Linked DNA regions of Homo sapiens: all the other regions are linked to region 1. The links are chromatin loops, found by intact Hi-C in ENCODE. Cell type or tissue: A673. All regions are shown on one strand. Region 1 overlaps LINC01304 (long intergenic non-protein coding RNA 1304). Region 2 has its middle 330 kb from the start of LINC01248. Region 3 has its middle 17 kb from the start of SILC1. Region 4 has its middle 59 kb from the start of LINC01249. Region 5 overlaps DCDC2C (doublecortin domain containing 2C). Region 6 has its middle 110 kb from the start of LINC01249.

Evidence for each region. A loop is a pair of places that touch in the nucleus more often than their neighbours do. Peaks named below come from ENCODE experiments on the same cell type or tissue, not always from the same donor. Only the 100,000 strongest peaks of a DNase experiment are listed, where the experiment ranks them.
Region 2: it touches region 1 in a loop (4-fold over the local background); 21 of 110 quality-filtered maps call a loop at or near these places.
Region 3: it touches region 1 in a loop (5-fold over the local background); 4 of 110 quality-filtered maps call a loop at or near these places.
Region 4: it touches region 1 in a loop (13-fold over the local background); 7 of 110 quality-filtered maps call a loop at or near these places.
Region 5: a loop joins it to region 1, with 5 times the contacts of the local background. A loop is called at or near these places in 4 of 110 quality-filtered maps.
Region 6: it touches region 1 in a loop (6-fold over the local background); 12 of 110 quality-filtered maps call a loop at or near these places.

What each region holds. Positions count from the first base shown.
Region 1 is chr2:3,957,132-3,962,131 of GRCh38, reverse strand. LINC01304 (long intergenic non-protein coding RNA 1304) reads left to right here. Exons shown (of 3, transcript NR_037881.1): 2 at 1,576-2,216; 3 at 3,191-4,477. Among named protein-coding and RNA genes, the nearest start is that of LINC01304, 14 kb to the left of the region's middle. In A673, CTCF peaks have their summits at 2,440 and 2,640 (motif pointing left); DNase peaks (open chromatin) are centred at 1,501, 1,821 and 2,501; H3K27ac peaks cover 3,409 bases.
Region 2 is chr2:5,363,446-5,368,445 of GRCh38, reverse strand. No RefSeq gene overlaps it. Among named protein-coding and RNA genes, the nearest start is that of LINC01248, 330 kb to the left of the region's middle. In A673, CTCF peaks have their summits at 2,175 and 2,378 (motif pointing right); a DNase peak (open chromatin) is centred at 2,405.
Region 3 is chr2:5,913,450-5,918,449 of GRCh38, reverse strand. No RefSeq gene overlaps it. Among named protein-coding and RNA genes, the nearest start is that of SILC1, 17 kb to the left of the region's middle. In A673, CTCF peaks have their summits at 2,214 (motif pointing right) and 2,888 (motif pointing right); DNase peaks (open chromatin) are centred at 2,239, 3,199 and 3,319; H3K27ac peaks cover 1,050 bases.
Region 4 is chr2:4,712,598-4,717,597 of GRCh38, reverse strand. No RefSeq gene overlaps it. Among named protein-coding and RNA genes, the nearest start is that of LINC01249, 59 kb to the right of the region's middle. In A673, a CTCF peak has its summit at 2,302; a DNase peak (open chromatin) is centred at 2,357; H3K27ac peaks cover 387 bases.
Region 5 is chr2:3,726,408-3,731,407 of GRCh38, reverse strand. It overlaps DCDC2C (doublecortin domain containing 2C), which reads right to left. Exons shown (of 11, transcript NM_001287444.2): 3 at 4,329-4,405. Among named protein-coding and RNA genes, the nearest start is that of DCDC2C, 25 kb to the right of the region's middle. RefSeq lists an enhancer at 2,821-3,410. In A673, CTCF peaks have their summits at 2,860 and 3,071 (motif pointing left); DNase peaks (open chromatin) are centred at 2,767 and 3,097.
Region 6 is chr2:4,760,382-4,765,381 of GRCh38, reverse strand. No RefSeq gene overlaps it. Among named protein-coding and RNA genes, the nearest start is that of LINC01249, 110 kb to the right of the region's middle. In A673, a CTCF peak has its summit at 2,076 (motif pointing right); a DNase peak (open chromatin) is centred at 2,141; H3K4me3 peaks cover 353 bases; H3K27ac peaks cover 3,442 bases.

The DNA of each region.
Region 1 (5,000 bases):
TATTCACAAACACGAGGACAGTATGGAGGAAACCATCCCCATGATTCGATTACCTCCACCTCACCCCCCCTCCTTGACACGTGGGGATTATTACAATTCAAGGTGAGATTTGGGTGGGGACACAGCCAAACCATATCACATACAACGTGCAATAGCCACATCTGGATAAATGGGGCATCTAGAGAAATGCTTTCAGGAACAAAAGAGAAATTGAGTGAAATCCTCCTGTTCTTGCAGCTGATACTCAAGTCTAGTTTTATATGGCTCCAAACGCCTCCACCATGAGCTCAAGGCAGTGAGACTGACTGAAAAACCCTCTCTATTACAGACCACAACATTGAACCCAACATCCCCCTAAGTAGGTGAGTGGTTAAAAGCAAAGGAGTCCCTGGAGGTCCTTGTGTTAAGTGAAATAAGCCAGGCACAGAAAGACAAATATCCCAAGCTCTCACTCAAATGTGGGAACTATAAAAAAAAAAAAAAAAAGGGTGATCTCATGGAGGTCGAGAATAGAATGATGGATACCAGAGGCTGGCAAGGGTGTGTGGGTGGGAGGATGTGTGGGTGGGATTGAACAGAGACGAGTCAATGGGTGTAAACATACAGTTAGACAAAAGGTGTAAGTTCCATTGTTCAATTCAGAGTGGCTGACTATAGTTAACAACAATGTATATTTCAAAGTAGCTGGAAGAAAGGACTTGAAATGTTCCCAAGTCATAGAAATGATCAGTACTTGGCTGGGCGCCATGGCTCACGCCTGTAATCGCAGCACTTTGGGAGGCCGAGGCGGGCGGATCACGAGGAAGTCAGGAGATCGAGACCATCCTGGCTAACACAGTGAAACCCCATGTCTACTAGAAATACAAAAAATTAGCCGGGCATGGTGGCGGGCACCTGTAGTCCCAGCTACTTGGGAGACTGAGGCAGGAGAATGGCGTGAACAAGGGAGGCGGAGCTTGCAGTGAGCCGAGATCACGCCACTGCACTCCAGCCTGGGCGACAGAGTGAGACTCCGTCTCAAAAATAAAAAATTTAAAAAAAAAAGAAATGATCAGTACTTGAGGTGATGGACACCCCAAATACCTTGACTTGATCATTGCGAATTCTATGCATGTAGCAAAATATCACATATACCCCATAAATACATAAAATATTGTGTATCAATTTTTAAAAAGCAAGGGACTCAGAAATGACCAGGTGTTAGTTGGGTGATTTTGTGTAGGCCATTTAACCTCCATTGGTGCTCCAGCTTTCTCATCTGTAAATTAGGGAAAACTTGGAGCACCTCCTGGGACTGTAGTGAGAATTAAATGAAATTGTGAAAATAAAAGACTGAACACAAGTCCTGCGCAGAGAAAGGATTCAGTTAATGGTAGCCGTCACTCTTCATCAGCCTGGAATGCATTAGATTCAGGAAACATAAGTGCTCATCTTTTTTTCTCCCTTTAAAGTAGAGGATACCAAGATACAGTGAGGAATTAGCACAGCTCCCGCAGGGGAGGTGTGGGCAGGAAAGGAGGGCTGAGAAAGGAGTGGCCAGGGACTGTCTAACTGGATTCCTTCTGTTTCCTGCAGGTTGTACTCACATCATTGGTCTTATGGGGAAATTTTAAGACCTCCCACTTGTAAGGTTTTATAGCCCTCTATGGAATATTGAAGAAAGAGTAAAATGCATCCAAAAAAAAAAAAAAACACTAAACTGGATAAATTCTAAGGCCTCTTCAGGTCTTAAGATGGCCATTTTCTAGGTCCTCTTGCTGCAGCAGTGAAATCCACAAACACGGACAAGTCAGTCAGTTACGTGCCTTTCAGAGAAAACTTCTGACTTAGGAATTCCAGCTATTTGGCCCAACCCATATTAGATTGTGTTATAAAGACATGGTAAATTACATCACGAAGGGAAGAGCAGAGGAAACATAATATTCCTTCAAGACCCATCAGCTCAGATGTTAGCAGAACACCCCTAAGGAGGAAAACAAGAAATTTTGGGTTTGAACTTGGTACTTCCCAGCAGCCCTGGGAGTGGGGTCAGAAGCCCTGCTGGGGGCCAAAGAACTCTGAGGATCAAAGATGTTGAGCATCACCTTAGAGGCCAAAGATCAGAACAGTGGAGGTGGCCTTTGAAGCCCAACCTGTCTTTCACCAGAGAGTGAGAACGGCCTCTATTTCCAGGAAGCTCACTGCAGCAATAATCATGATGCTCTGAGCCTGACAAGGTGAGAATTTACTTTCAGCACCTGCAATAGTTTCCTATTAAAGTTACATATGAAACCCTGCCGTCTTGTACCAACTAATGTTCACACCAGCGTTCCTATTTTCAAGATAAATTGCAAAATAAAAACTCTTGTTTTCGTTAGCAAAAGAAAACTTCTTTAGGAGGATAAAAGGGAGATGAAGAAACAGAAAACACATCAGCTCTCCATCCAGATTACAGAAAGCAGAAAACATCCTGAAGTGAATAACATAGGAATCGCTCTTTTTCCCCCCTGAGATAGCAGGTTACTTATGAGAAACAAGCTTGAAATCTCTGCACCTGGACCAGCTTCCAGAGGCTTTTGTCCTGACCAGGTGAGAGGGGAAAAAAAAAAAAAAAAAAAAAAAAAAAACTGATGGTCGGTCAGTGGGTAAACAGTGACACCCAGTGGTCACTTAGATAACCAGCTGTGCATTCTCCCAATTCAACTATCCACATAGAAAAAAAAATGGTCAAGTAGTATGCATTTTGTTATTCAACAGATATTTACTGAATAACTAGAAGATGCTAGATGTTATTCTATTCATTTTATACCACTCTTCAAATTACGGATGTTTCCCCACCGAAACCGACCCTCACAAAAGAAAAACTATCTGGGGCCTTGGATCCTCTTTCAAAGGCTCAAGGTGAGACCCACGGAGAGGGGTCAGCAAATTCCAAAGGAGATGCAGGGCTTTTCCCAGGGTCACAACCAAATCAAGGCGCCACGTGGCAGCCAAGCACGAGTCTCCAGAGGCTTCTCTCAGCGCTCCCATGGGAAAGGGTTTGTGCATGTTGGGTTCAGGCCACGTGAGCACCGCGGGCGTTGATCGTAGTATTAATACAAGGATAATTGCTCTTCCTGGCTTTCTTTGACTAACCTCCATAACTTGGTTAAGCCATGTTATCTTCTACTTTTATGATGAGTAAATTGTCATTTTCATCATTTCTTTGTAGCTGGCTTTGGGGAAGTAAAGGAAACCAGAGAAGAAGAGGCTGAAAGAATTGGTTTCCACCGTGACCTTTGAACCCTCGGGCGAGTTGTCAGCCTCACTGAGGATGAGTGTACTCCATATCAAGTGAGGTCACTTTACTCGCAAGCTTGTTGTGAGGACTGAATGAAACCTTTTCTTTTTTCTTGGAGTTTCAGAGCAACGTCCCTGAGCCCAGCCCCACACTGGCTTGAGCCCTGTCGTCGGTCAAGACACGGTGCTTTCTCCCCTCCCCTCTGCACTCCAGCTTACTCTGCAGTCAGGAGGTGGCACCACGATCCCCTTTAAGACTTTGCCACTTGGGCCAGCTGCGCCCCTGTGAAATTCCCTGTTTCTATTGCAGGCCACAAGGACGAGCTGAGAAATGGCTTCCAGTCACCATCTAGATTAGAAAGCCTATATTTCAAATATAGATATATCAATTATGCCTGTAAAAAGACATTAAATCCCACAGGGCTGTAATTCCTAGACTCTACGAATTTCATCTTGCACCAAATTTTATTATTTCATTTATAATTCGGATTCTTCAAATCTAAGAGTGCCTGGCTCAAAATTAAAATACCTACAACTATGCCAAAACTGGACTCTTTAATTGCCTTACTGGAACCAGTAGCTGATTCAAAGCAAAACGAAACAAAATTCCTCCTTTCTCTGATTTAGTGAATCAATGATCTAACTGAACTCATTTTTGGACTGAGTTTGCGGCACTTGCAGCCCTGAGGGACACATTCCCCCACCACACTGAGCCTGCACTCCCATCAATGCAAATGAACATTTTGCTTATTCAGATTGGGGGGGTGAAGGAAGTCACAAAAGGGTTAATACATATGGCATTTCATTGTAATATGTACTCACTACTAACTAAATTAAAAGAGATGTGAGTTATTAAAAACTCCATCTTAAGAAAGTAACAGAAATCAGAGTTCAGATTCGTTGTTACTGAGTTTCCAACCAACACCTGTGAGTTAAACCTACGGCCACCCTGAAAACGGTTCATATTTTCAAAAGCTTCATCGAAGATGAGCTGCACTAAAGATTCATATTACATATCATGCTGCAATAAGAAAATCAAATAAGGCCTTTCCATATTCAATAATAAAGTTTAAAGAAAAGTAATATTTGTTTAGCCAGTTAGCCAGAAATTAGATGTATCAGAATACATCATTCTTTGAGCATTTTAGAAAAATCAGGGTATTTCTACATTGTGTTTTTCTTTGTAAGCCCTCAAAAAATATAGAGAATATTCTTGAAATTATAGTGTTTGTCTTCTGGAACAAAAAATACTAATCAAGGAAATCTACAAATTTAATGGTTTATTGAGTTTCCACAGGAAACACTGTGTGAGGAGGCTGAGGCTTAGAAGTTCAAAAACTAAAAGGATTGTTATGATTTCGATAATAATATCTTATGTCTGCACAACATCTGAACTCAGTTCTTTCCTGAGGTTCTCTCATTCTTCAAGCAGCCTCTGAGGTAGGCAGGAGCGATAATATCGGTTCCATTTTACAGTTAGGAAAACAGAGGCTCACAGAGTCCCAAGGCTTAGCGGGAACGTCCGCCCTGCTCTCTGGGTTCTGAAGAACACAGTCGTGAAGGATGTAAGCCATTTCACATTTTAAGACGAAACAGATAACTTGTGCTAAATGCATGTCCCAGCCCTGCCCTGAGGGCAGGTGGGCACCCGGTGGCCTGCAGGGCTGACAATTGTGAGAGGGAAGCAAGCTGGGGAGGCTCCCTGGAGAGCTGGTGCAGAGCCTGGAGGACAAGGAAGATGT
Region 2 (5,000 bases), 1.4 Mb before region 1:
TCTTTTTTAGCAGAGGGGTTTGCAGATCACACAGAGACATGGAAACATCACCAACGACAGGACACGTATAGCAGGTTGCTCAGAAGTCTCCAGAAGACCTGTGAGGGAAAAGGAAAAGTTAAATAGGGCACCAATCACTGTACCAACTGAAGAAGGGCAGGTGTGCTTAATGCGTTTACTGGGCAGTTCTGATTCCCATCCCAGGACGGGTGCAGTGGATGCCCAGAGCTCCCTCTTCAAAGCCTCCTCAGGGCTTCAAGAGTCTCCTGCATAGAGGGCCTGGTTTGAGCACTGCAAAATCTTTAATGTAGGCCTCTTTTGTTTCTGCTCTTTTCCTTCCCACTTTCATTATATTCCTTCATGAAATGCTCCTAAGTAATATTTTGAAATAATCCAGATATTTAATTTCCTCAAAAGTACTTTTAGTGATGTCTTCCATTACTTCTCTGAGCTCTTAATTAAAAATGCTGTCAAACACCTATTCCTTGAACACTACCACATTCTCATATGTTCATATTAACAAGAAGATACTTTGTCAAAGAATATAATAAAATTACAGATTTAAAGAAAATCTTCAGCATCCTATTCAATTGAATCCTGCTTGCTGTATCCCACATTCAGTTTTTAAAGGAAATATACCATTGCATTTCAGACACATAACTTTTTTGAGAACATGGAATATAGACTCTATAACAAAGTGCATGCTTCCCTTAGCACAAACTTCTGGTTGTACTCTTTACTTTTTCTCTTGCAGTAAAATAAAAACTGTCCAAAGCTTAGCAGAGTTAAAGCAAACTAACTTGAAACACATTTCACGATAAGTGATAGACCAGGCTCTTTCCCTCTCTCAAATCCTAGCCCCAGGGTTTCTTAGAATTCAGTTGATTGTTTCTTTGGGGAGGAGGATCCCTCCACATTCCTCCTGAAGCTTTTGGACTCTCCCTTTTAATCCTTTCTCAGGTGGTTCAAGTCACAAAGACGCCCTCTGCCTAAGAGCAAGCTCCCTCTTGCCCCAGCGAGACGCCTCCTGACAGTGCCTGACGGCTTCGCTTCAGGTGCTGGGGCTGAAGTGGCCTTCAAATTTCACAGGGCCCTTTGGGTTCCTAGTGCTCTGCTGGTACCTTCTGTGCCCCGATCTTGTGTCTAGAAAAGGCCATCTTTGCCGGGTGCGGTGGCTCACGCCTGTAATCCCAGCACTTTGGGAGGCCGAGGCAGGTGGATCACGAGGTCAGGAGATCGAGACCATCCTGGCTAACACGGTGAAACCCCGTTTCTACTAAAAATACAAAAAATTAGCCGGGCGTGGTGGCGGGCGCCTGTAGTCCCAGCTACTCGGGAGGCTGAGGCAGGAGAATGGCGTGAACCCGGGAGGCGGAGCCTGCAGTGAGCCGAGATCGCGCCACCGCACTCCAGCCTGGGCAACAGAGCGAGACTCCGTCTCAAAAAAAAAACAAAAAACAAAAAACAAAAAACAAAAAAAAAAAAAGAGAGAGAGAGAGAAAAGAAAAGGCCATCTTTGTGAGAAAAAGACCCTATCCTTTCAGTGAGTTTCTTTAAACGGCCCACGTTTGAGCTGCTCTTCTCCAAGTGCTAAAGCCACGGCACATTCTCTTCTCTGTCGTGGAGGACGCGGATTCTGCAGCATCCTTCACAGAGATAAATAAAAAAATGCGGGTTGTAGATCCTCAGAGGAACTTACGCGAATTTTTTAAAAAGAAAATAAAACCAGGATAGATCCAGCAGGGAACCCAGGTGTTATCATTTCAGGGGTGCAAACACTTCGTCCACGCTCTATCTTACTGTGTGACCTCAGGGAATGCCTCATATCCTGTCTGGGCCTTGGTGTTTTCACCTATAGACTAGGCCAGGTAAAGGAGAAATTCCTACACCATTTTATAGTCTGCAAATGGAATTGGCCTGTAAAAATATCACACAGTCCCCTTTCCTGGCGGATGATGATGAAGAGCTGAATTCTATCACTCCATCAGTGGGATGTGATGTAGGGTCTCTGAACCAAAGAGCCGGTGCAGCGGTGCCTCGGGGGCGGTTCTGTGCAACTGGAAGAACTTTAGGGTGATCTCTCTTCCTCCTCCCTCAATCTCTGTGTCGAAAAGCCCCACAGAGTTTGCTGGTTTTTCATGCCAATGAGCCAATACATTACATTGCATAGAATTTCCATTAATAGTCTGTAGTTTTCATTTTGGAGACCAAAAATGTCAGATTTAGGAGAATTCCTATCTGGTCCTGTTGTATAATTTGCATCTACAGAGATAAGTATGAATGTGAGGCGATTTAAACGTGTCTACCGAGCGCAGGGTAGGAAATCACTTCCTTCTTTCACAACGCTCACGTCCAAAACTGCCCGTGTCAGTCCACCAGGGGGCGCTGCCTCACCGAAAGGGGAGGGCGGTGCGGCTCCCATCACTTGACTGACGCCAGCCCAATGGAAGGCGTGGGCCCCAGGCCACCAGAGCTTTCTCCAGGGGCGTCGTGTTAGCTATGGCAGGAGAATAACATTTTTGAAAAGTGCAAATACAACATTTTGATTTAAAAATGATTGTCTATGAATACATAATTTTCATAGCTATAGTAATAGCAAATTATAGCAAATCCATTATAATAGCATTCTGATACATATCAAGTTTCATTAAGTTAAAAAAGAAGTCTGGAAAACAGGGAAATATCTGCCTAAAATATAGTTGTCCATCTTGAAAATGTTCTGTCAGCTCTTTCTCCAGTAAAGTCCATCAAAAGTAACAGAGCCGGTGGACAGTGCATAGGAATCCCGGCTTTTTTAATCTTAATGATGACATTTGGTTGTGTCTGTGAAAGAGAACACAGCTAGATTTAATGCCATTCTCAGGCCTGCAGATTCCAAGTTTGAAATCATAAAAATACCATGATTTCCCATAATTTTAATGTATGACAAAATATTTACATGATACAAAGAAAAACAGGAATAATCTACATGGCTTGTGGGTTGGAACAATCAGAACATCTGGATATGAAATGGCTGGAAGAGAAAACCATTTTCAAAAGCATACAAATGAGCAATATATTCCGTACACTCCAACTTGTTCTGAACTTAAACAGTATCAAAAGTATGGTTTCCCTTTTGGCAAATCTTGTAGACAGTTAAAATAAACATCTAAGTACTATTCAAAAAAAGCTAATTTGTTTGTTACTTTGAAACACAAGTTTTTTCAGGTGTACTCTGTACTTCTTTCTCATACCAAATGACTTAAGCTGGGCTCATGTTTAACTTCAAAGAATTTAATAGAAAATCTAAACTTTGTCTTATTAGGATACCACAGAGAACTTATTTTAGAAAGTTTGGACACGTAGAAGTTTGTTTTTAATTTTAGTGTCCAACTAATATAAAACCAAGGCACTGTTTTTGAAAGTATTAAAAATAAGCATCATGAAAAATATAGGCAGTCTATCTTTCTTTTTTCCCACAACTTCTGTGACCCAGACATATTACCTTTGCCATCCTGCACAGTTACCTGAGATTCCTTTCTTCTTGTCTTTTTACTCACCCTGGATGCTTATATTTGTGTGTGTGTGTGTGTGCGTGTGTGTGTGTGTGTGTGTCTATGGGTGTAGGTGCATAAGGAAAAGATCACATAGCAAAGAAAAAGTAGACTTGGATTTATTTCTAGAATTGGCTTAAAACCTGGATCTTTATTTTCCTAATGTAAAAGAATTAGACCTAGTGGTCTGCAATAGTCCTTCCAAAACTCAAACTCACTGGGTCTATGAAAATTAATGTTGTATAATCGCGTGACCACTCCCTTGTTCCCTAGAGATATGGTGGCATGCGGTACCAGCAGTAGGCTAGCTCTGGAACATAGAAGTTGCCTGGTAAGTATGTGTTTGTTGAATGAATCACCACCATTGGGTCTCTAAGCTCTAATATTATTATCGCCTGGGGGCAGTCCTTATCTCTCTCTGTCTCTCCTGCCTATATTAAATCATGTTTCAAAATAACAATGCTCTTCCCTTGTTGCCTCTGTGGTGCAGGAGCTCTTAAACTTTAATAATTCTTGCTTTCCACCACCATATTTTTCTAAAAAATGTAAAATGTATATACACTGAAATCAAGAATTTGTTCTGGTAGATCCTGAAAAGAAGGTAGCATGGGTTAGTGAATAGATTGAGAGTCAAGAGAGGGGTCAGGTAAACACAAACGTGCTGACCCTCCACAGCAACACACACCTGACAATAGAGACTCCATGTTTCAGCAGAGATTTGCTGCTGGAAAAGAAGACATTATTCTCGGTCATTTGTTCCTGGCCATTTTCCTTATTTCCTTAAAAATATATCTTTAAATAATAAAAAGAAAAAGCAAGTGTGATCACAGAGATGAGTAGACCCTGTCAAATTGTTTCTGTGCAGAAAACACCTAGTAGCTAAGGAGCTATATGAACATCACATGCTTAAATGGGTACTTATTAATTTGTCATGCCCTAGGACAGAATTTTTAGATAATCCGAAATATACAATGCATACCATACCTAAAGAGGGGTTTTAATCCCATTCAGAATCATTCTTGCCCCATCCATTTAAGAAATAAACTTTACAAAATTTGGCCATTTAAAAAAATGCGCAGGGGCCGGGTGTGGTGCCTCCCGACTGTAATCTCAGCACTTTGGGAGGCCGAGGTGGGCAGATCACCTGAGGTAAGGAGTTTGAGACCAGGCTGGCCAACATGGTGAGACCCTGTCTCTACTAAAAATACAACAACAACAACAACAAAATTAGCCGGTTGTGGTGGTGCACGCCTGTAATTTCAGCTACTCAGGAGGCTGAGGCAGGAGAATCACTTGAAGCCAGGACGTGGAGATTGCAGTGAGCCAAGATCATGCCACTGCACTGCAGCCTGGGTGACAAAGTGAGACTCCATCTCAAAAATACAAAAACAAAAACAAAATACACAGACCTGTCTTGGTATTTTTCCATATAGATTGAGAATAGAGCAGAATTTGGCCTCAGAATGC
Region 3 (5,000 bases), 2.0 Mb before region 1:
GTTTCCTCAGTTTTCCTTTTTAATTTTTTGATCACTGTCTTATTAGCCTCAAGTCTATTGCCTCAGTCAGTGAACAATTGCTGCTGATTGTTTTCAACAAATGCCCAGGAAATAAAGCTGTTTGCAAAAAGTGAGCTCTGAGTAAGGTCAAATAAAGACAAGCCTTGGGAGTGGGGCCCTTTAGGTTGCTGCCAAATAGGCCAGATTTTTACAGTTCCTTGGAGATGGGCTTTGAGAAGCTTCAAATTCATTCTATCCCCATCTTCATTGGTTCTCTTGGGCTGCTATTTTTCATGGCTACTATACTTTCTCACCATGCTGAAATGATTCAGGTTTCAAGATTGCTTGTTTTCAAGACTACCTCAGAGCTAACGAAAAGAGTATGAAATTAGGGCAATTTAAAACTACATAAGCTCAGTGTTCTTATCAAAATCGGTCCTGGATCCTAGATAATCATCCTCCTAGGGAATTATCCATCTTGATGTCTGCTTCTCTTCTGGAAACCTGCTATGAGAACACCTCTCCCTTTGCCCGGCCCCACCTTATGAGAATCTGTGACACTGAACTAGGAGGGCCATTAGGGTGGCTTCTAGCCAGCTGCCTCGAACTCATGCTATATGTCTCAAGGAAGCTATGACACATAAGTGCTGAGAAAGTCTGGAAATTGTGGTCAGCATATGTGCCCTATTGATGGCAGGAGACAGCTATCTTTGTAAAAGGTAGCATATGGCAAGAGACAATAACATGCAGTGATGGCACCCAGACTCTGCACATTCCTACCAAACAGGGCTCTTTGCAATCCAAACACCAGGTCATTCTAGGATTGGATATAAGAACCCAGTGTAGCATGTATAGGTAAGCTGTGCAATATAAATAGTTTGGCTAATATATTAGTTCATTCTCACACTGCTATAAAGACACTACCCAAGACTGGGTAATTTATAAAGAAAAGAGGTTTAATTGACTCACAGTTTCACATGGCTGGGGAGGCCTCAGGAAGCTTATAATCATGACAGAAGGAGAAGCAGGCATGTCCTACATGGCAGCAGGTGAGAGAAGTGAAGTGTGAGCACAGGAAATACTGCCATTTTTAAAACCATCAGGTCTCATGAGACTCACTCACTATCACAAGAACAGCGTGGGGGAAACCGCCCCCATAATCCAGTCACCACAAATCAGGTCCCTTCCTTGACACATGGGAATTACAACTCAAGATGAGATTTGGGTGGGGACACAGAGCTAAACCGTATCAGCTAATGTAGGGACCTTACAGGTAAATAAACTGAGGGCTAACCAATATGCATATTTCCTCTCATCTATCCCACACCTGCTTGCCGTCTTTCAGTCTGCAAAATGACCTGCCTTCTCACTCTCAAAAGACCATCTCAGCATGATGAGTTGATGATTCTCTATCAATGGCCTCCTTTCCCTCTCATCCATTTCAAAATATTTGTATGTCTTCACTGGTATTTTTCTCCTTGTTTACCTCTCCAGAGGAAACAGAATCTTTCCACTAGACAAAGGCTCACCCCTCCATCGAGGTCCTGAATGCAATCTCTCTTATTTTTCTAACCTTCTAAGCATGTAATAATTCATCCAAACCGGAGGAAAAGGAAGCTATGATGGGAAGGCATAGGGGGCCATCAGGTCTGAACTGAGACTGCACTAGTCCAACCAAACATGCTATCTCCGACATGCCTTAAATCTCTTTCTTTACACCACCTGCCAATCAATAAATATGATGAAAAGATTCCATATTAAAAATGAATGAATAAAAGAACCCTTGATCTCTCTGATTTTCCTCTTTTATTCTTATCACCTCCAAAGTTCTAGGGAAGGCAGTCTATATCTGCTTCCTTCCCACTTCAGTTTGTTGAAATCTCCACCAGGTTCTGGATATCATTCTTGTAAAACTCATCAGTGGTTTAACTTCGGTGGAGCCTCATCCTATTTAATGTTATCCGAAATTTAACCACTGCCTACCTCTTCTTCTTAAAGCTATCTCTTTTCTTGAAATATGAGGAATGATTCTCTCCTGGCTCTCATCTCTCCTGCCTTTCTGCTTCTCGGATTTTGCTGATTCCTTTCTGTGGGGACATGGTTAATATTTGTGGGACTGTCAAACTCCTCATTGCAGCCATGGCTCCTCCAAAAGGTAGGGTTCTCCTTGGGCTTCTGATGCCTTCTCTTTCTGGGTCATTTCCACCAGCAGAGGGACCCCTTGAGGCGAGGGTGCTAATCCTTGTTCTGCAGACTATAAGGAACAGGCAGGGTTGTGTCAATACACTCGTGGGACAAGGGAGCCTGGTGAAAACCCCATGCATATGAGATAGGGGTGTGGCTGAGCAGGAGAAGGAGGACAGACAGCAAGGAGGCGAGTCGGCCTCTCTTCCAGTCCTCAAGTCTGCCCCAGTGCTTGTCCTACTGTGACTTGCCTTGGAGGAGTGAGGCATTGGAGAGGGAAAAGCTTGCATGAGCCAGGCCTGACCCTTGGGCTGCCAGTCTTCATGATACAAACCTGTATGTTTAGGAGACAGAGAGACCAGCAGGGGCAGCAGTATGAGCTGTTTTCATGAGCCCTAGTAAGTTAGAGAGGCCTTAAAATTAAGTCTACAATAAGATGATAGGCCTTCCTACTTAGAAAAAATAAGGATGCCCATCCATGTGAATAGATAGATATTCACAAAGGCAGTGCCCATGCTAACCACAGTACTGGCCGGTGGGAGGATCTCTGTTCTTAGCCTGGTCACACATTTCTCCTAGTGGACTCCAAGTTGGGTCACACAGCCCTATTGTCACTCCCTGGCTACTGAGCACAACTGCTTACAATCCACCCTGTCCCCATCCTGGGTAGCCTGGAAAATCCCTGTAATTATAAACAGGCCCTGTCTCCAAGCCATCCCTCTCCCCAGGGCCCCACCGCAAGGTGGAGACGGTGACTCAGCTTGGCCCCTGCTGGAGCTTATTTCTGTGGGCAGTCCCAGCAGGAAATCATTGGGAGTTGAGGCATTGGGAGGGCCTTCTTAGGGGCTGCTGGGTTCTGGACAGCAGGAGAGGGAGGAGAGTTGCTCGGGAGCTCTCCAAGCTAAATCAATCCTTTCCCTTTCAGCTCAGAGATAAAAACCTGGAGTGCCATTTGAGCGCTCAGCACCCAGGAATGTCCCCACACAGCTGACAGGCATCAGCTTCCATTTAGAATGTGTGAGATTGCTGGCTGCCAGACCCACCCCTGTGGTTTAGTGAATGCCAAGAAAGTCCTGGAAATGAAGGAATTAAATAGCCATAGTCCAAGCATGTATTTCTCACACTGAGAATTACTCAGCACCCTCACATAGCAGATCCGGATATGTGGGTTACAATAATCCCTTATATTTATATAGCACTTTTTAGTTTACAAAGCACTTTCAAGTCCATTAGTGCATGTGATCCTCCAGACGGCCCTATGAAACATCAGGGAAGCTATTATTAGTCTCGCCCCACTCTGCTCCCATAATTCTTTGTACATACCTCCTCTAAAACACTTATCACTTGGTTCTGTAATGACTTGCTTACAGTGTGTTACAGTGAAAAGAACATGGGCTTTGGAATCAAACAGCCTTGAGTGTGAAAGCTGGCTCTGCCATTTACCATCTGCCTGAGCTTAGGTTAGGTACTTCCTCTCTCTAAGTCTTAGTTTTCCTATTTCTAAGAGTGCGGCTAAGAAGCTGATGATCTCCCCTGGTTGTTGTAAGAATTAGAGAATGGAATGCATATGAAAGTACCAAACACTGTCAGAATGCAGTAAGTGCTCACTAAAGATTGGATCTTCTCTTCCCTAGTGACAGTGCGTGACTTAAAGCCTGGCCCCACACTTTATTTATTTTGTGTATCTCCAGAGCTTAGCACAAGATTTGGTAAATGGGCATTATTTAAAAACAAGAAAAAACAAATGCATGAATGAAAGAATCCTATTTTATAAACAAGGAAACAGAAGCCCAAAGTGGCTAAGTGCTCTATCAAGGGTGAAAGTGGAATTTCTGGTACCTTATCTGAAGTCCCCCCTGTTGCAGGTTCTCAACATCTGTTGTCAATCTTCCTATTAGTTAATTAAACTCCTGCCCCAAACACCATCCTTGACTGTTGTCGATGCTTCTGGCTTTTTCCCAATGAGCTCAACTCTTCAAGGAAATGAAAGAGCCTCATTTGCACAGAAAGGCCAGAAAACCCTAGTTGGCCAGCATCCTTTGGGTCTAAGCTATAAGCAGCGCAAATTAGCCCAGCCATTTATATGCAAAATAAGCACCAAGCCTTGAAGATTGTTTGAAAATTGCCTACCTAAGGAGTGTAAGTTAAAAGTTGATTCAAAAACTGTTTGGTTGCATCTAGGAAAGTGAATGCCAAATTGGTCTTTTCAAATTCAAATCTAAGTTAACCTTCAACTTAAAACCTACAGCGCCTCTTCATTATCACTTAGATTCAGGGGCAGAATCTCTTTCCCGGCCTGAGTCCCTAAGTGGACCAGCCTGGCTCCCACATTGCATCTTAGACACTTCATTGCCTCTGCCCGTCAGGATTTCTCCTCCAGCCTACTGGCCTTCCTTTAGATTTTATGATGTCACGTTCTTCCCCTGCATATGTTTGTTTCATCTCTCCGGAAACTCACGTTCCTCCTTCCTTTAGTTAACTCCTGTTCCTCAGATTTTGGCTCAAATATCACTTCCCCTAGACATCGTTCCCTGATTGCCTAATCTAGGCCAAGTTTATTATATGACACATAGGATTTATTTGGATCTTTTATATCACTTTTTTTTTTTTTTTTTTTTTTTTTTTTTGTGAGATGGAGTCTCGCTCTGTCACCAGGCTGGAGTGCAGTGGCGCGATCTTGGCTCCCTGCAATCTCTGACTCCCTCGTTCAAGCAATTCTCCTGCCTCAGCCTCCTGAGTAACTGGGATTACAGGCATGCGCCACCACACCCAGCTAATTTTTATATTTTTAGTAGAAACAGGGTTTCGCCATTTTG
Region 4 (5,000 bases), 760 kb before region 1:
CTTTTTGAAGTCTTTGACTTGTAATCTATTTTATCTGATATAACTATAGCTACACTTAGTCTTCATTGGTTTCCATTTTCATGATTTTTTTGTCACTTCACTTTAGTTTATGTGTCTTTATAGATGAAGTGGGTTTATTGTAGGTAGCATATAGTTGGCTCTTGTCTCCATTCAGCTACTCAATGTCTTTTAACTGAATAATTTAGTCCATTTACATTTAGTGTTATTATAGATAAATGATAACACAATGCCATTTTGTTGCTTCTTTGCTGATTGCTGTAAATCTTTTCTACTTTCTTAGTGTTTTCCTTTGTGGTTATGTTATTTTAGTATGTTTTAATATGTTGCTTTTTATTTTCAGTGTATCTATTTTAGGTTTCTGCATTGTGGTTACCATGAGGCTTACAGAAAACATTTTATACCAATAACAAGTTATTTTTAAAAGATGATGTATTAGTCAGGGTTCCCGAGAGGGACAGAATTAATAGAATAGTTATATATATAAAGGGGAGTTTATTAAGTATTAACTCACTTGATCACAAGTTTCCACAATAGGCCATCTGCAGACTGAGGAGTAAGGAGAGCCAGCCTGAGTTCGAAAACTGAAGAACTTGGAGTCTGATGTTAGAGGGCAGGAACCATCCAGCATGGGAGAAAGATGTAGGCTGGAAGGTTAGGCCAGTCTCTCTTTTCACATTTTTCTGCCTGCTTATATTCTAGTCATGTTGGCAGCCGATTAGATTGTGCCCACCCAAAGTAAGGGTGGGTCCGCCTTTGCCTGCCCACTGACTCAAATGCTAATCTCCTTTGGCAACACCCTCACAGACACACTCAGGATCAATACCTTATATCCTCCAATTCAATCAAGTTGACACTCAGTATTAACCATCACAGATGATAAATTATCTAAGATCAAAAGAAAAGCAATAAAAACAAATTAAAAACTTAAAAATATAAACCTCTACCCTTTAACTGCATCCCCCACACTTTAAGCTTTAGGTTTCTCAGTTTACTTATTTATATTGATTATCTCTTATCAGGTTGCTATAGCTGTTACTTTTATAGATTTGTTTTCCAGACTTTATCCTAGAGTTATGAACAGACTTCACACCACCATTACAATATTAGAGTTTTCTGGGTTTGTCTATGTATGTACATTTACCAATGAATTTTATATCTTTGGATATTTTGTTTCTGCCTGTTTTGTTTGTTTGTTTGTTTTTCTTGATGAAGAACTTCCTTTAGTATTTATTGTAAGAAAAGTCTGGTCATGGTGAATTATCACATTTGTTGTTGTTGTTGTTTGAAAAGACTTTATCTCTCTTTTATGTTTGAAGAATGGCTTTGCTGACCACAATATACTTTGATGGTAGTTTCTTTCTTTTAGAACTTCAAATATGTCTTCCTACTGTCTCTTGGTCTGTATGGTTTTATTTTGTAAAGCTGAGGCTAGATAAACTGGAGCTTCTTTGAGTGTTATTTGTTTCTTTTCCCTGCTGCTTTTATGTTCCTCTCTTTGTCCTTGACTTTCAAGAGTTTGATTATTATATGCCTTGAGGGTAGTGTTCTTAGGGTTGAATCTTTTTAGTGTTCTCTGACCTCCCTGCACATATATACTTAGATCTTTCTCTCATTTTGGAAAGTTTACTATTATTATTTCTCTATATAAGATTTCTAACCCTTGCTTTTGCTCAAGTACCTCTTGAAGACTAATAATATTTAGATTTATTTTTTATGAGGTAATTTTTATATCTTGTAGGTTATCTTCATTCTTTTCCATTCTTTTGTTCTTTTTCCTCTCTGTTTCTTTTCAAATAGTTTGTCTTTTTGTTCACTAATTCTTTCCTCTGCTTGATCCATTCTGCTGTTGAGAGCCTCTAATGAAATTTTTGGTTCAGTAAATGTATTTCTCAGTTCCAAGATCTCTCTTTGATTGTTAAAAATATTTCAATCTCTTTCTCAATTTTCTCAGATACATTTCTGAACTACTTATCTGTGTTATCTTGGAGATCACTGAGTTTCCTTAAAACTGCTATTTTGAATTCTTGCTCAGAGAGCTCACATATCATTATCTTCTTAGTTTCAGTCATCTGTTCCCTGCTTTGTCTGAGGTGGTCATGGTTCTCTGTTTGCTGTTGTTTCCTGTGAGTATACTTCTATATATTTCATTGAAGTATCAATTTTTTATTCTAGTCTTCTTTGTCCACCTGGTCTTTGGTTTGGATTGGATGTATTTGTTGAGAGATTCCCTGTAATTTACCAGTTAATTTTTCCCCCATTAGGTTCTTGCCTTCTTTTCAGCACTAGGTGGTGTCTTATTCCCAGGTTTGTCTTGTCTCTAGTCAATCATCAGAGAGCTGACTGTTATTGGGTCCCCGAAGGGATATCCTGGAAGGATAGGAAGCTGGAGATTTGTGCTCAGCGGAGCTGTGGAACATTTCTCCTGCAGTGTGATGCTATTAAAAAGTCACTCTAATTTGGCCTCTCCTTTTACTGAGTTAGAGAACAAACTTTTCAGGAGTGGGAATGGTAGTTCTGTCTTTCCCCTTTGTCTGTTCCTGTCCTCAGAGATGTTTTCCCCTTCAGGCACTCACAATACCTTTGGTGCATTGAGGCAGAGACAGGTCTCCTGCTAGGAAATCCAAGATTCTGGGGAAGCTGGTTGTCCACCTCAATCTTACATTTCCAGTGTAAAAATCATGACTTGGTGGGTGAGAGTTTTCTCACACTTGATGCAGGGAAAATCAGGGAGGAGGGCATTGCAGACAGGGAAGTCCTATATTCTTTTAATCTACTCAGAATATTTAACTTCTTTGTGGTCCTGGGAACTGTCTCATCCTCATGTAACTTCTGGGATATTTCTGGTGATACTATCAGAGCTGGTTATTTATTTATTTTCTGTGTCAGGGAGTGAAGCCAGCTTGCTTCCATGTTATTAAAACTGGAAATTATGTAAAAATACTTTAAAATGAACACACATAAAAATAAAATATATAATTTATAAAGTGAAATTAAAACAGTACTTAGAGCAACTTCACAATATATGCTCATTGAGAAGACTCAAATCAACTATCTATGCTTCTACCTTAGAAAACTAGGGAAATATTAGCAAAATAAAACTAAGTAATTTAGATGGAAGAAAATAATAGAGATCAGAGAAGAAAAAATAGAGAAAATTAAACAAACCAAAAGCTGATCCTTTGAAAAGAATTATTAAGTTTATAAAACTATAGCAAGAGTAACGAAAAAAGAGAGAGAAAAAAATAAGCAAATTACCAATACAAAAATTAAAAAAGGAAATAACTAGTGTACCTTAAAAATACACTAAAAGAAGCTGTAAAAAAAGTCTATGAATGTGGATTGTACCATGTAGAAGAAATTGACCGATTTCTCAAAAACATAAGTTATCAAAACTTACCCAAGAAAAATTAGATAACCAAAATAGGTTTGTACTACCCTCCAATTATCTAGGCCAAAATTGTCTCAATGGTGAATTCTACCAAATGTTTTAAGAAGAAATAATGTCAATTCTACACAATCTATTTGAAAGATAAGATGAAGAAAACATCCTCAGACATTTTATACTAGTATTACCCTTCTACCGAAACCATACAAAGACAGTACAAGAAAAGAAAAACAATATTGAAATGAATAGACCTTCAATATAAAATTAGGAAATCAATTCTAATTCTAATAATATATAAAGCAAATACTGTACCATGACCAAATGGACTTTATCCTGACAATTCAAAGCTACTTCAATATTTTTAAATCAGTGTACTCTGCCATAAAAACAACTTAAAAAAGAAAAATCACATGATTATATGAATTGGTATAGAAAAAGCACTAAGGAAAGTTCAACATCAAGTCATAAAAACCTATTCTAAGTAGGGATAGAAGAAAACTTCCTCAGCCTGATAAAAGGTATTATACAAAAATCATAGAGCTAATATTATACTTAATATCAAGCTTGAATGCTTTTCCCCTATGTCTAAGAACTAGGCAAGTATTTTCACTCTCACTGCTCCTATTCAGCATTTTAATGAAAATGCTAGGCAATGCAACAAGGCAAGAAAAAATACACAACTGTGAAAAGGAGGATATAAACTTATTCCTATTTAAAGACAACATGACTCTATGTGGAATTTCAACTAACATGTGATGGCGATGAGGAAGAAGAAGAAGGAGGAGGAGGAGAAAAGTAATTCTAGCAAAATTGTAGAATACAATGGAAACATAAATATCAAGTGGATTTCTGTATGTAAACAATGAACGATGGAGATAAAAAACAGCATTTTAAAAATAGCTTCAAAATACAACATTCTTAGAAATTTGACATCATAAAACATATAAAGAATGTGCATGTTAAAAACTGGACAAACTGCTGGCTAAATATGTCAATTAAGACCTAAATAAATGAAAATACATACTGTGTGAATTAGAAGACTCAATACTGGAAAGCTGCCAATTTTATAGACATTTCGAAGTCCTTTAATTATTAAATGTTACTGTAAATAACACTGATTTCAGATTCATTTTCTATCTTGTAGTTGACAAAAACCTGGCCTAACTTAGCAGTAGAATTATTTTTAAATTCAGTAACTTCACCAGTAGAAGCTTTAGTATTGATTATTATTTGTCAAAATTTTCTGAGACATGATATATTCTTTTGTTTTCAGATATGGGTATTATTTTACTTCAGAAATTATTTTCTGTGTTATATGTCTATACAGATTTCTCTTTAAAATTTGCTGTGCATCTCTTTCAGAATGGAAGTATGTATATAGTAAGTATTATTTATCTGTATTTTATAACTACCATCTTATTTCAACAACTTTAACTCCTTTTTTTATTTTATTTCCTTTGGTTATTTTGTGCATCTCCAGCATTTCACTCTTTTCCATTTTAATCCTAACTTTTAACACAAAAATATATTTAATTCAGGAAAAAAATTTTTTTTTGATTCAATTGTCTGCTCACTCTTCATTTACTTTTGTTGT
Region 5 (5,000 bases), 230 kb after region 1:
CTTCCAGCCAGTGGATGGGCTCCTGTCACGTGGCCAGTGCTGACCTTCAAATGGCTAAATGTGACAAACTTCGCAAAGGAGACTCAGAAACGTGAGTGCTGCCCCAGCTGCTGGTCCTGAGACTTGTGGACCAAGCATTAGTGGATGGGAAGCCGTCTTAAGTGGGTTCTGGAAGGACCTGCTGCCTGGAGCCAGCCTGGTAGGGTGGTCTGTCCCTCCCACTGCACCCTCGCCTATGGTGACGGATACACTATAAGGTTACAAAGGGGATCAGCAAAGCTAGCCCCCCAAGAACTGGAAGATTCTGTCTCCCACTTAGGACAAGCTGCTGCATCATTAGCTCCAGAAGTGTCAGAACTTTGTAAATGACTCCACAAAATGGACTAGCCTCAGACTGCTGACTGGAAACCAGGGAGGTGTTCGTGCACGAGTCAGTCCTCAGTGCCACCTGTTTGTAGACGACACTCGAGAGGAAATTTGTCAAGAGACAGTCACAGCAAAGGCTCACACCCAAGACATAGCTTGTTGGAGGCCAAAAGAGTGAGGGCCGTGATCAACTCAGTATACCACTGGAGGCTATATGAGTAAGCAGCAAACTTTCTCATAAATGCAGAATGTTGGCAAACTGACAAACTGCACACGCCACCCAGAAGGACTGCTGAGGGCAGTCACGACCCAGGCGCAAGTGTTTCTTGTGATTAGGCATAATTGAAGCCTGTTAGTAATAATATGAACCTGTGATCAATTAAGCAGCTGACCAGTCGTTATCTCCTTCTCCCTGCTCATTCTACCCAATAAATAGGAAGGGCTGTGGAAGCTCGGGGGGCGGGGGCTGCCTTTGCTCACTAGAAGCAGGGGGCTCTCTTCTTCCCCTGGTCCTTTCCTTAAAACAGTTCCTTTTGTTTTTTGTTATTATTTCTACATTCATCCCTTTGTTCTGTCGTAATGATGGTCTCAAGCAGTAACAGTAGTAACTGTAGCAGTGGCAATCCGACACAATAGCTAACACAGCTTACAACCTCCAGAAAAGCACTGACTTGCATCTCCCTTTAAATAATTTCCTCCACTTACTGGATGGTTTAGGGAGCTCCTTAAGGGACTCGGTTTCTTTATTTTTTTTTAAGAGATGGGGTCTCATTATGTTGCCCAGGATTATCTCAAACTCCTGGGCTCCAGTGATCCTTCTGCCTCAGTCTCCCAAAGTGCCATGATTACAGGCTTGAGCGACTGTGCCTGGCCTCTGGCTTCTTTGTATCCATCCCGATGGTCACGCTTTCATCTCCTGATGCATACCACCCTCGTGGGAGGGTTGTGCTCCTCGGCTGTCTCTCAGCTCCTCCTGAATGCACAGCAGCTGGAAGCAACGGCTGGACCCTTCTCCTCAAGTCCCCCTTATGACAGGTGGTGGTTGTTCTACAAGGAATAGATCTGCTTGTCTTCATGAACAAGAGGAGGGACTGAGTTTCACAGAACTCTGGCCTATGACAACTCTGTCCCAACTCCTGCGCTGAGATACAACCAAACTCTAGCATGCGTCCAGCAGCATCAAGCCACAGCCATAGGATGACCCTAGCCCCGCCACTAAACACCCACCTGAGAAAACCCAGGGCTGCCAGGAACATTTACTGTTCATCCAGCCAACACCTGAGATAGGCCCCTGACCTCTCCTTCTTAGAGCATTGACAAATATGCAGCTCTTGCCATGCAGACACGTTTCCCACACCTAAGATCCTTCCCTTGAACTGCAAGCATCAGGCAGGACAGGGCCTGTCTCCCAGTCTCTGGCGGAGGACAGAATCCTAACTTCCAGAACTGCCAGCTTGCAGACCAGCTGCCTGGCCACCTTCACTGACCAACTCTTTGTACTTTTCCACTTCTCTGATTCTCCTGAGGCCCCACTTGCTCCCATCTCATTCCCCCTTTAAAACGCCCAAATCACTTCCACACAAATCAGAGTGGAACTCAGCTCCTTCCCCAACTCTCAGTAGTTACTAAATAAAATCTGTTTTTGCCGCTTTCACTAATGTCCAGCTGTGTCTATCTTCGACGTCAGTCTCGCAATGAGGGCCAGGACCAATGGCCCCTTCTTCTCCAGTTCTGCCTGGCACAAACGTGCCTCCTCCCCACAGAGGAGCCCTGGGGTGGGCTCTTCTCTTCCCACTCTCCCTCTGGTCTCAGGCTCCCTGTAAAGGGCAGGGAGTCCCCAAGTAAAACCACTCCAGGGCCCAGACAACTTTTGCCAGCTCACTTCTAAATAAACGACAAAAGATCTTTTAAACGCTTTTTCTCCCAAGGCTCATTCACTGACTCAGGGTGTTTTCCACGCCAGTATAAGTGGAATGAGTGAGTGAATCCCTTCCTAAGTGACAAGGGACATCAGAGAGAACACTGGGCAAGAGAAGTGACCTCAGGCCACACGGCTCAATCAGTGCCAGAACCAGGGCTTCAATCTGAGCCTCAACCTCCAAATCAGTGACTTCCAACCCATGCACTCACCACCAGCTCAATCCCCCGGTGACCCCATCAGGGGAGCCCCGGGCTCTCTCTCCAGCATCTGGCTGCTGCAGAACACAGCTCAACAAGCCATTCACTCCCTCGCCAACTCTCCTCTTCACCAGAAAGGGTCACACCCCGCCTTTCTCTCCTGAGCATCTAAGCCTCTGAAAGCCGTCATAACTACTGTTTATGTGTTTTTATAGCGACAAGGACTCCGAGGAACACGATCAGGTTTATTTGTGGTAGGAAGGACTCTGCACTCACATGGATATTTGGGTCCATCTAGTGGAAATTCCAACACACCAAGACAAAGGATGGGCAAATGCTGCAAGACTGTGTTGGTTTCTCATTGAAAAAAATAATCATGTCTGTCCAGTGAGTGAGGATCATTGATGGCCTGGGTCACGCACATAAAATGTGGCTTTAAGGATGGCGTTTTTGTCAAGAAGGACCCACAAACCAACGACGTTCCCTGAGGTTGCTGTATGTTCTGCGGGAAAGACATCACTAACAAAATTCAGAAATACTGTGTCTTATTATTTCAAAACAGCTCTTAGGTACATGAAAAGTGGTGTGGAAAGATCTGTGTATTTAGGTGGCCCCCTTGTGGAAGCTTAAAGTATTTTAAAGAAATGGTCACAGATTTTCAGGAAAAGCGCAAGGGGCCAAGTTTGGCGAATTCTCGGCCACATTTCCTTCCTCTTTCTCGTTCCCAGCCTGAGGATCTGTCGGGTGAATCAGGCAGTTTCCAGCCTCATGAGCCTCCAAGCCCTTGCCTCTCGGGACTGCGAGGGGACGTGGTAGAGGTGACTCTGGCTCACACAAGGCTGGGACCCCCACATGAAGAGCTCAGCATTCTCTGGAAACTCGCTAAAATTCCTTCCATTTAGACTAGAACATGGTAAAATGGAAAGATATCCATGTCAGGGCTTTTAATCACTAAAATGCTAGAACATCCCAATAAAAGGACAGGGGGAAGAGCTGCCATTCAGAGAACTGCTACGCTGTGACAAGCCCTGGGGGGCTGGCTGCAAACATTCCTGAAGCTAACCCTCACCACAGTGTGCTGCATATTCTCAGCCCTGTTTTCCACAATGGGAGACATCCTCAGCCTCAGAGCGAAGCAGCAGGCACAGGTCCCAAGCTGATAAGACGAAAAGCCGGGATGTAAACCAACGTTTCGTTCAAGTCAAGTGTGTGTCTTTTCCCAACCCCAAAAACATAATGCAGGTGGATGCACACAGTGCTCACAACTATCCCCAGTGCCTCCCACTGAGCACCTCGGTGCCTGGCACTGCCAGCGGCATCCCAGGGCAGCGGCCAGTGAGGCTCTAATGCACTCCGTTCCTGTAGCAACACCTGACTTGGATGTGCTGTAGCCCATGAGGGCCTTTTGGTAGCAAGAGGTCAAGGGGCGGGGGAAACAGCTTTTAAATTTCCCTTCAACATGCTGCAGCTGCAACTGCTACATTAAAAAAAAAATCAAAACAAAGCTTCAGAGCCTAAAACTAAGCTGTGTGTATGATGCTCTTATCTTCATATCCCCAGGTGAACTGTTCTGCAAACAACGGCATGGTGATTGGATTGCTTTTCTTTTCCAAAATCAGGGTTCAAGAGGAGAAAGAAAAGGTAGCACATGAACAGCTGAATCAGAGAGAAGGTGGTCTAGGAAAAAGAAATCACCTGTCAGGAAGTGAGAGCACAAGAGAGCAGGGGGAGGGGAGGGGAGGAGGGACAGAAAGGGGGCTGAGGGGCATTTGTCAGGATAGAAAGTATTGTTTTTAGGGAGTTATGGCACAGTTTGATTTTTTCACCCATAATATTATACTCACTTTATATGTCGAGATATACGATGATATGTTTGCCACTTGGAAGGCACATTTATATCACAATGCACCACTGGTTTGATCTGAAAAAGGAAAAAACACACCTGGGAATTCAGTTCAAATTAGCCAACACTCATCAAACTCAACAGTGTGCACAGCACTGCCCTAAAACATAAGAAAGGGGGGGAACCCCTTTGTCAATAGAACACCCAGGGGCGGGTCCAGGAAGGATGCAGAGAGAGGCAGACCAGGTGCTGGGGGAGGAGAAGATGCCAGCAAGTGCAGCGCGAGGGGGTCTGGGGCTGAGGGCTCTGCGCTGCACATGGAGGGAAGTGCAGGGTGCGGGGGCTGGGCTGACGGGCAAAGGTGGCACCAAAGGTTGTGTGTCCATGCTAGGGAGGCTCCCCATGGTCCCCAAGAAGCATGCGTCAATGGCCTACTATGCCGAGGAGCTTTGCTGGCCAAGTTATGGGGCCCCAAGAATGGACATGTCACTTCTGATTTCATTACAAGACTCCAACCAGAATGTCCTGGCCAGGAGGCGGGAGCCCCTCCGCCTTCTCTCCTGTTTGCTGTGAATGCAGCCTGAGAGGCCGGGCCAACCACTATGGCCTGGTGACAGCTTCAGTCTCAGGTCCACTGCAGATAAGACACAAAGGGGGAAAAGAACTACTGAGA
Region 6 (5,000 bases), 800 kb before region 1:
GATTACAGGCGTGAGCCACCGCACCTGGCCCAAAACAACCCTATTTTAATCTAGTCTTAAAAGAAAATAGCTTTTCCAGTGGGCTGTACTTTTGGAGTCAGGCTACTTTGTAGCATTGGATGAGAAAGTTTCAGAGAAATAGCAGAAATAATCAAATCTACAGTTTTTTAGACTACAGTCCTTTAATAGTGAAGATCTTTTTTTTTCTAGCAATTGATAGTGGAAATAAAGTTCATTTTCCATTTCGTTAATATACAGTATTGGCAGACACTGATGATGACCTTTTATTTCTTTAAAAATACTAAAACTAAAATTTCACTTGAAGTAAAAAATTAAAACATAAATCATTGGAACATCTCTATAATAAAACAAAAACAATTTTTTAAAAAATCCCTAAAACTGCTCAACTGCTAGTGTAACTATTAACCTCTCTACTGATGCTAACACAATATCGGCCCTCATTTGGGAAACCTCAGAATTCCAAATGTGAACAAGAGACTTTAATTTTTTTTTAATTTTACTTTAAGTTCTTGTATATGTGTGCTGAACGTTCAGGTTTGTTACATAGGTACACATGTGCCATGGTGGTTTGCTGCACCCATCAACCAGTCATTTAGGTTTTAAGCCCCACATGCATTAGATATTTATTCTAATGCTCTCCCTCCCCTTTCCCCCCACCCCCCAACTGCCCCTGGTGTGTGATGTTCCCCTCCCTGTGTCCATGTGTTCTCATTGTTCAGCTCCCACTTATGAGTGAGAACGTGGTGCTTGATTTTCTGTTCCTGTGTCAGTTTGCTGAGGACGATGGTTTCCAGCTTCATCCATGTCCTACTAAGCATGCTTTTAATTTAAACTAAAATAATAGCTTATTTTGCACATTCTATGTTCCAAATTTTATTAATTTCTTTATAAATTCAATTTTCAAGGTTTCATTCAAGTTGAAAAAAATGTACAAACTATGATCAAGTAGAAGAAATTGAAGTTTTTTCAGAAAATCGCCTACTTTATTCACTCTGTAGGCATACAGCTATCAGGAAATACACATACACTTAAAGACCACTCAAGTTAGAGACTCAAAGGGAAGAATCTTGTGATGTTGCTTTGTGTCATGTCAATGGAGAAAGAGCAGATAATTTTTTCAACTTTTGAGAGCTTGACTAGTCATACGAAATTATATCCAGAAAAATGTGATGCTTGTATGAAAAAATGTTTTTGTTAATGAATCAACTCATGAATAACTCCCTGGAATATGCCAATTCAATTCAGTATTTGTTCTTGCTTACTTGTCAGAGTATGTCCAAATTAAATGTACTCTTACACAAAGTTACACAGAAGATGAAAATAATTCCTTAGGCCAGACATTTTTCAGTTATTTTTTTCTTAAGAGTTTTTATATCTCTATTTACTCTATGTTTGTTAGTGAATATTCATATACATGTCAATCCTCCTGAATAACATCTTTTTATTTTACTACATATCACTCATAGATCTAAAATTTTTATTTAATTACTCTGTTACAGTTTTTGGAAGAGTCTAACCTGAAAGAAACTTTTCTCTAAGACGTCTATACTGAAAAGAACACACATTTAAAATAGCAACAACCAAACAATGAACTTGTGCTATATTTTGCTTAAGTATTAGAAATTAATTACTGACTTTACCTTTTTTAAAACTGTTAACCATCTTTTCCAGTCCTCTTTTCAAAAAAAAACAAAAAAAAAAGATGTATGGTGAAAGTCTAGAACTGAGCTTGTATTTAAGAAAAAAAGTGCGGAATAACAGAAATGTACTGATGCCAAAAGAGAATTTCAAATAACTAAATAGCAAATTAAAATCTAGTGGATTTCAGAAGAGATCTATAGAGTTGCAAAGAATAGCCATAAATAGGCTATTTTGCCATTCTTCGTTTATACAGGACAATATTGAAAACTGCATTTTAAATTTGAACATGCCATTCAAGTGTTCTTTAACTCTCTTATATCATTTTATTTTAAAATGCATATTTTAACTGAGACCAAGTTGGGGATTTGACATTTTATCACTAAGCCCAAAGCAAGAGTCTTTTGCTTGCTCACACTCCATTAGGGGGCGGTCTCCCCTCATGGGACTGCCTGTTAAGTAGCCCGAGTGAGACACAAAGCTCAGAATTCTGGTCTCTGCAATATATCGTCCATGAAACAATTCTTTTATCCTGTTCCCAGATCTCATTATGTTTCACTAGTTGAATAGAGATAAGTCTGGACAATGTTTAAGCTAGATATCGAGGTTGCTTCAGGAACTGCTTGAAGTACATACAGACACATCATTTGTCAGCAAGAGACACCTTTTCTCCTTGAGAAAAAAAGATGAGGGCAGATGAAATATGCTATAAACCAGCTGCACTTGATTAAGTTTTTGCTGGGTGTGTGTGTGTGTGTGGATAGAGAGAGAGGAGAGAGAGAGAAAAAAAAAGAAAGAAGAGAAAGATGAGTTTGCATGCTTGTCAATTTGATTTAAGTTCCTGACTATTTGTTGCCATTAACACACACACACACACACACACACACACACACACACACACACATCATTTCACAATGAGTTACATTGGAGTTTTCAGCTCTGCTATTCTGGCCAAATTCCAAATTAAGTAATTATATTTCCCCAGTTCTAATCCCTTTCCTCGTGTTCACTTAAGTTAAAATCACAGTCTTAACTCATGTCATGCAACTACCCACCTGTTCTTCATTAGACTGTAGCACTAATATACTAACATATTAATTCCAATTTAATATATCCATTGGTGCTTGTAGGAGAGACATGTTGGAGAAACTATATTTATATAAGTATAACCTCAAATGACATATGTTGACATTTTGATCTGTCTGGTTTAATGCTGTTTAAGGAATATGAACAATACCTGATCTTCAGATACTTTGACTTGTGATTGTATCAGAGATTGCTAGAAGCACTCACCAAAATTGAATATCTGTTCTTATTCCTGAACACACAGCTAGGCTACAGTTCTGAGCCTCCCTTGAAGTTAACTGTGCCCACGTGACTATACAATAGATAAAGGTAAACAAAAGTGGTGTATGGTGCTTCTGGACCCAGCTCCTAAGAACTCACCCTACATGCTTATCTACAATTTTATTCCTAAAAAGAATAGAAACTGTCTCATGGTGAACAGGGATGTCCTATCTTGTCCTATCTTGAAGACGCAGAGCTTTACTGCCCTGAGCCCTGCCAACCTGTCAGCTACTCACTGACCACTGATTGTTAAATCCCCAAATGCCTACCCACCCTCACAGGCAGGCCATCTCTGCCTCCATGCTCAGGTTTGCACTCAGAGCCAGCAGTCCCCCTCCTGGGTGGGCCCCTTTGAAGTGGGCTCTGCCCAGTCTCCATCTCTGAGCTCTCTCAAGGCCAAGGCCCATGGTGGCTGCAGTTCCCCACGTTTCACAAGAGGTTGACTTCAGAGGACAACCAGTCAACTGGGGACAGCTAGTTTCAAGGGACGAGATAGACACTGAGAATGTGCATGCTGGTTTGCCAGAAAAAATTTAGGGACACCACCCGCCCCCATCAGAACTATGGAATGAGGATTTGCATACGAGCTGCAGAGGCTTCCTGTGGGGATCAGGTGTGCTCTCCAGAACTCCTCCAGCCCACAGGAGCACACATTGTGTGGGTTGCCCTGTGGGTTCTGGGGTACATGTACAGAACATGCAGGTTTGTTACATAGGTATACACGTGCCATGGTGGTTTGCTGCACCCATCAACCCGTCATCTACATTAGGCATTTCTCCTAATGTTATCCCTCCCCAACTCCCCCTACCCTGCAACAGACCCCGGTGTTTGATGTTCCCCTCCCTCTGTCCATGTGTTCTCATTGTTCAACTTCCACTTTATCAGTGAGAACATGTGGTGTTTGGTTTTCTGTTCTTGTGGTAATTTGTTGAGAATGATGGTTTCCAGCTTCATCCATGTCCCTGCAAAGGACATGAACTCATCCTTTTTTATGGCTGCGTAGTATTCCATGGTGTATATGTGCCACATTTTCTTTATCCTGTCTATCATTGATGGGCATTTAAACACGTGATGCAAAATGCTGCTGAGTAGAACAACTGTTGGGTCACATTTACCACTCTGTTAGACTCTAAAGCTCATCAGAATATGAACTTGAGAGGAGTAAGCAGCTTTAAGCAACAGATTTCTTATCATAACCCTGAAGTTAGCCTTGAAGAGGGGCCTTGGCTGTGAAAAACCATGACCTCAATTTCTTCTCAGCCTTTCAGTCCTAATCATGGAGCTTAGTCATCAGGTGAGTGGCCTAGAGAAGAACCTTTAGAAAGGGGTGGGAAAGGCTCATCCATGGCTAACCCCTCTGCCAAGAAGAGCGAAGACCTCAATAGCTATCAACAGAACCTGGCTGTGTAGACTGCATGTGCCACAGAGCCCTGCAGGGTCCTAATAATCAGTAGAGTAACAAAAATAGGTTTACAATCGTAAATGAACTCTGTAAACAGCAGAGAGCCTCTGGACCCAATGAAAGGCATTCTTGTGAGAAAAATTGATTATTTGCCTCCTCTCCATGGTATTTCACCTCTGGATGTTGATTTCCTCATGTCTCTAATTGTATCAAAAGTGTCTCACCCTGAACATATCCAAAATTGAGCTCAGTATTTCCCCACCAAACAATATATTCTTCCACAGTTTTTTTTTTTTATCAGCTGTTAAAGTGAGAAATACCAGCATTAGATGTGATTTTTTTCTTCTTCCTAACTGTTCATTTCAAATCATTTATCAGGTCCTGAATTTCTCTCAAGATGATCCATTGTTTAGTTTTCTCCAAAATAGCATCTCTAATCTGGCCTGTCATCGCCTCTTACCCAAACTATTGTAGTAGCTTCTGAGGCAGTCTCAAAACATCTCCTTTGCTTCCCTTTCCTTTAACCTACTTACTACGCATCAGTCATAATGAGGTTTTAAAATGTCCACCCATAGAAGACTATATAAAAATT